Linked DNA regions of Homo sapiens: region 2 is linked to region 1. The links are chromatin loops, found by intact Hi-C in ENCODE. Cell type or tissue: Calu3. All regions are shown on one strand. Each heading gives the region's core, and the rest is flanking DNA. Links, peaks and the distances in the headings are about the cores only. Region 1 has its middle 11 kb from the start of LINC02547. Region 2 overlaps DKK3 (dickkopf Wnt signaling pathway inhibitor 3).

Region 1 (2,813 bases), core at 184-2,683:
TCTTGAAGACAGTAGCCAAGACTCACAGGTGCTGCTCTCAGGGTGTTTCCAGTTAGGTGGGGCAGCTTCTGTTGATTTTTTGCTACGTTAAGATCCTTGTAGGTTAGCAGTGAAAAGCAATGAACTGCTTATATACGCAACACTGTGGATGCATCTTGAAAGTATTATGCTAAGTGAAAGGAGCTAGATTCAAAAGGCTGCACACTGATCCCATTTATATGATGTTATAGAAAAGGCAGAACTATAGGGACTGTACATAGATCACTGCTTGCCAGAGGCTATAGTCCTTTATAGGTGGACTACAAAGGAGCCCGGGAACATTTGGAGATCCTACACTTTGATTATGGTGGTAGATACATGACATTGGTATACATTTGTCAACACTTGTAAAATTGTACACTAAAAATATTGAATTTGATGTATATAAATTATACCCAAATTAAAATAAAATGGAAGAAAAGTAAAGTTACTTGCCCAAGATCAGAGCCAGGGATTCAAATAGGTGTGTTTCACTCCCAACTCCTGGCCCCTGACCCCTCAAAACCCTCAGTCAGCTCTGCAGGGGAGAAGGACCACTTCTTACGGAAGGCAGCTTTGTCTGTGGTCAGGTTTGTCAGAGAAAGAAGCAAGCAGTGGGGCATCATACTGTGGGGAAAGGAACTGTGTTCTAGTCATGGTTTTGCTACCTTCTAGATTTGTAATATTGGATAAACTAATATATATCTTCAAATATTAATTCTCTCATCTTTTATGTAGTTTCTCCTTTGAGAATAATGAAAGCCTACCTTTAAACAGATACATGTTGAGAGGCCATGCAATTTAATTGTAAACTCAGGGCCTTGGGATCAACCCCAGCTCTGCATTCCTCCTGGCCCAGGTGACTTGGACAAATTTCTCCACTTCTCTGAGTTTCATTTTTCTCATCTATAAAAGGAGGACAGGAACGGTCTCTATCTCCTGGGACTGTTATGAGTCTTACAAGAAATGGTTCCTTAAAACACTTAGCAATATGCCTGGCAAGGAGTAAGCATTCGTGCATGTTAGCTATTATTATACTATCAGCATCCACATCATTACGAGGCCTAGCCAACAAAGCTTTGCAAAGTGATCGAGGAACAGAGCTGCCTTTGTGTGTGCTCAGCTGGGGCTCATGGGAAGGCAGGGAGAGGGAAGTGTCCGCAGCAATTTTGCTTAGACCACAAAGGGTTATGGAGGGTCTTGGAGCAGACAGCTCTTTCTGTTTATGCAGGCAAACCTTTTATCAGCCTCGGCACACAATGCTGCCAGGATGGCTGGGTCAGAAGAAGTTCACATAATAAACATGCTCTGTACCCAGAACACGCTCCCGTCCACGCCTATGTCCTATGGCTAAGGCGCTCACATTTTAGACTCCTTTTTTTTCCTCAAAATCTCAGGAGCTCCACATTTCTCCCTGAAATATGATTTCCACTTGGCCCTCTGATGAAATGTGAACAAGATTCAAATTAAGGGACTTGTCTAAAGTCCCGCTGGTAACAAGGGAAAGACTTCGCAGGGTTGGAACAGTTTGGATAGATACTGCTTTTCTAAAATTGTATCTTCTCATTTTGATTCCTCTATCATTGTCATGCTCCATTTATTCCTTTCCAGGAGTGGGTGTGTTCGCTTCATATCTCTGCAAGATGATAACCTCTTGCCTGTTTGGCTGTGCTGCTTTGGAAATTCACTCACTGACCACCACTGCCAAGAACACATACCAACATCTATCTTCTTCAAACTTCAGCAAGTGTCAGAATCACTTGGGGGCAGAGGGAGTGGTTGTTAAACACAAGCTTCTGGATTGAGCCCTAGACTTTGCAGTTCTAACAAGTTCCCAGATGATCCTAATACTATTGATCCAGGGACCAAACCTCTAGTACTGGGGAAACGAGTTTCCCCTGGTGCAGGCATTTCTGGCAGCATTCTAGCCCAAGTAAAAGAGAGATTTTGACTGTAGATAAAGTTAAAAGTTGAAGTGTTTTGCATGCTTTACATTCTACTTTAGTTTACCCCTAAACATGCTTGATTGGATTCAAATTATAGGACCAAGATAGAAGAAGTTGGTAAAAATCTGCTTAAGATAATGAACCAATGTAAAGAGTTCTAAAACGCAGGAGGACAAAAAGTGATATTTACAAAACACTACTGATATTCAAAGAGCAGAACTGAAAAAAACGCTGAGTGTCACATACAAGGCAAAGGGAGGTCAGAAACAAGAAGATAAAAAGAGAGCAGATTAGCAAGTGGTTTGGATATGGTGCCTGACACATGTTAGCATAAGTGGTTCATTCCCAGGTATATAAAGGTTAGTGATATGGTTTGGCTCTGTGTCCCCACTCAAATCTTGTCTTGAATTGTAATCCCCAAGTGTCGAGGGAGGGAAGTGATTGGATCATGGTGGTGATTTCCCCCATGCTGTTCTTGTGATAGTGAGTGAGTTCTCATGAGATGTGATGGCTTTATAAGCATCTGGCATTTCCCCTGCTTGCACTCACTCTCTCCTGCTGCCTTGTGAAGAAGGTGCCTACTTGCCTTCCACCACGATTGTAAGTTTCCTCAGGCCTCCCACATGAAATCTTCCTCCATGTGGAACTGTTAAAACTGTTTCCTTTATAAATTACCCAGTCTTGGGTATTTCTTTTTTTTTCTTTTTTTTTTCTTTTTTTTTGAGGCAGAGTCTCACTCTGTCACCCAGGCTGGAGTGCAGTGGTGCGATCTTGGCTCACTGCAAGCTCTGCCTCCTGGATTCATGCCATTCTCCTGCCTCAGCCTCCAGAGGAGCTGGTACCACAGGC
Region 2 (2,813 bases), core at 117-2,616, 45 kb before region 1:
ATCATGAAATAGTGGAAAATGGCAAAGGAGCCATTCAGAGTCTTTGATTTTCCAGTTTAGAGTTGATCAGAGGAGAGAGGCTCTGAGTGAGCAGAAGTCAAAACTTGGAGGAGGGAGAGGACAACAATGAGTCCCTGGAGGCTTTCCCAGAGTCTGTGTGGGGCCCGCAGAGGCACCGCTTCTTTGGGACCCTTCTGATGCTGCATCTCATTCCTCATACTGGCTGGGCACTTGGATTTCCCACACTTCTCAGGAATCCCAGACATTCTTGTTCACCGGAGGCCCAAAGGAAGAGGCTGCTGGGGATGGATGCCTCCAGGGCCAGGGCCTTCCCCAAGCTCCTCTCAAGCCCATGGCTCTGGAGAGAACATCTTCAGGGCAAGAAGTGAGGGTCAACTGCATGCAGAATGGAGGCCCAGGACCTCCACCAATAGGATGCACTTGTCCTCAGAGCTCTGCACACTGTGCAGGAGGAGAGGACAAGAGTGAAGTTTAGAAAGCGCCAACCAGTTGCCTGCACATCCTTCAGGCTTTAAGTATAGTATGCCTCTCGGATCCTCACAGCCACCCTTTGAGGTCAGTCACCATCTTAGTCCATTTTTGCTGCTATAGCAGAATACCTGAGACTGGGTAATTTATAATGAACAGAAATTTATTGGCTCATGGTTCTGCAGGCTGGCAAGTCCAAGATTGAGGAGCCAGCATCTGGTGAGGGCCTTCTTGCTACATCATCCCCTGGCAGAAAGTGAAAGGGCCACAAGAAAGGGCAAGAGAAAAGGGGACCAAACTTGCCCTTTTATAAGAAACCAACTCCCACAATAATGGCATTAATCCATTTATGACTGTGGAGCCCTCAGGATCTAAATACCCCTTAAAGGTCTCACCTCTTAATACTGTTAAAATGGAAATTGAATTTCAACATGAGTTCTGGAGCAGTCTCTGACTCTAATTCCCCCAGCACGTGCTTGACTCGCAGCTGCCATTCACTAAAAGAATAACAGAAAGTTAGCTGGGCATGGTGACATGCACCTGTGATTCCAGCCACTTGGGAGGCTGAGGTGGGAGGATCGCTTGAGCCTGGGAGGCAGAGGTTGCAGTGAGCCAAGATCGCACCACTGCACTCCAACCTGAGTCAGACAGTGGACCCCATCTTGAAAAAAAAAAGAATAACAGAAAGAACGAACTGACCAGTAGATGAACCACTGGTCATAGAGCCTTAGAGCCTAATGGTGTTGATGGAAGAAAAGCTCAGATTTACACACACATTCATAAGAGCACACATCCTTCCCTCACAGCTCTCAGAAGGAAACAATCCTGTTGACATCTTGATTTCAGACTTCCAGCCTCCAGAACCGTGACAGAATAGATTCCTGTTAAGTCGTCCTGTTTGGGGTACTTTGTGATGGCAGCCCTAGCAAACTAATACATGCACCTTCCCCCGATACAAGCCAGCAGCCCCAGTCTCCTCTGTTTCGGATCTTCCACGCACAGTCAGCTCTGTTCCTAAGCCTTCAGCATCTTATTGCTAGAAGGTGACAGAGGGGTGGTCAGTGGGGAGGTGCTGGTACATTCCAAAGGATGTGGAGCCACAGGGACCAGAACAGCGTCTCTTGGCTGAGCCAGGCTCTGGCACTCCAGCCCCGTACACATTCTAGTCACTGAAGGTTTGGGTGGGGCATGTTATCTGTGGATTACCATTTCCTGGCACCCTGGGGGTGGTGTGGTCATGCCAGGCCCTGAGTGCTCCCAGGATGAACAGATGGTATAATTTGTGAGATAAACAAATAATCCTCTCCTGGATGTGGGGCTGTTCCCAGAACCCACGGGTGGGGAGGCAGCTTGGCCCAGGCACCCTCCTGAGCAGAGGTGGTCCTCTGGTAAAGAGTCAGCAGTGTGGGTGAAGTGGCCAAGGTCCTGGTTCACCCAGGGCTAGGGGTATCCTGGGATGCAGGACTTGCAGTGCCAACACTGGGAGAGTCCAGGCACAGTTCCCCATTCCCCACTGGGCCCCCACACTCCCCTCTACAGGCTCTGTCGCTGCACTTGCCATAATGCTGGGTCACAAGTCAAGACCATATGGCACAAGTGCATCTGGGGCCATGTAGGGCTGAGACAGGCTTTTGCGCCCACACCTCGGTTCTAATACACGTTCACTTACAAGCTAGGTGATCTTGGCCTAATTACTGAGTCTCTCTGGGTCTTATCTGTAAAGTGGGGAACCTCATGAAGTTACTGGACAGATTAAAGGAGATAACAGATGCAACAGTGCTTAGTGGCCTCCACCCACTCTACCCCTAGCGTGGATCTCTATTTGCAGTGCTTAACTCACGGCAGGAGCTCAAAGGATGGCCTCTCCTGAGCTTAAGTGTGGGCCAATGGGTCTTGTTTGTTAATGAATACATTTCTACTGAAAAGGCCCAGAACATCAGGCTTGAGCCAGTGCCCTTCCCATTACCAACAGCACAACTTCCTGCTTCATCCTAGAGCCCTCTGCTCTGGAGGGGAAGACAAGAAGAAGGAGGACAGTTGCAATGGAACCAAGAGAGGGCCCAGGATGGGCCAACTACCAACAAGGACAAGGAGGCTGCACGGAACAAGAAAAAACAGACACAATTCGATCACCCCTGGGGGCTAGACCCCTGAGCATCCATCACCTCAGCTCGTCCTCACACTATCCTGTCTTCCACAGTAAGCAAGAGAAGCCCCATTTGACAGATGAGGAAACTGAGACAGTACAATGAAGTCACTTGCCAAAATCAGAAGTGGCAGAGCTACACTCAAGCCAAGTTCTGCTCAACTGCAACCCAGTGCTC

Evidence for each region. Peaks named below come from ENCODE experiments on the same cell type or tissue, not always from the same donor. Only the 100,000 strongest peaks of a DNase experiment are listed, where the experiment ranks them.
Region 2: it touches region 1 in a loop (2.0-fold over the local background); 18 of 110 quality-filtered maps call a loop at or near these places.

The regions. Positions count from the first base shown.
Region 1 is chr11:12,018,349-12,021,161 of GRCh38, forward strand. No RefSeq gene overlaps it. Among named protein-coding and RNA genes, the nearest start is that of LINC02547, 11 kb to the right of the region's middle. In Calu3, for the core only: no CTCF peak of the experiment used is centred there; a DNase peak (open chromatin) is centred at 1,193.
Region 2 is chr11:11,973,750-11,976,562 of GRCh38, forward strand. All of the region lies in intron 3 of DKK3 (dickkopf Wnt signaling pathway inhibitor 3), which reads right to left. Among named protein-coding and RNA genes, the nearest start is that of DKK3, 33 kb to the right of the region's middle. RefSeq lists an enhancer at 2,663-2,813. In Calu3, for the core only: no CTCF peak of the experiment used is centred there; no DNase peak of the experiment used is centred there.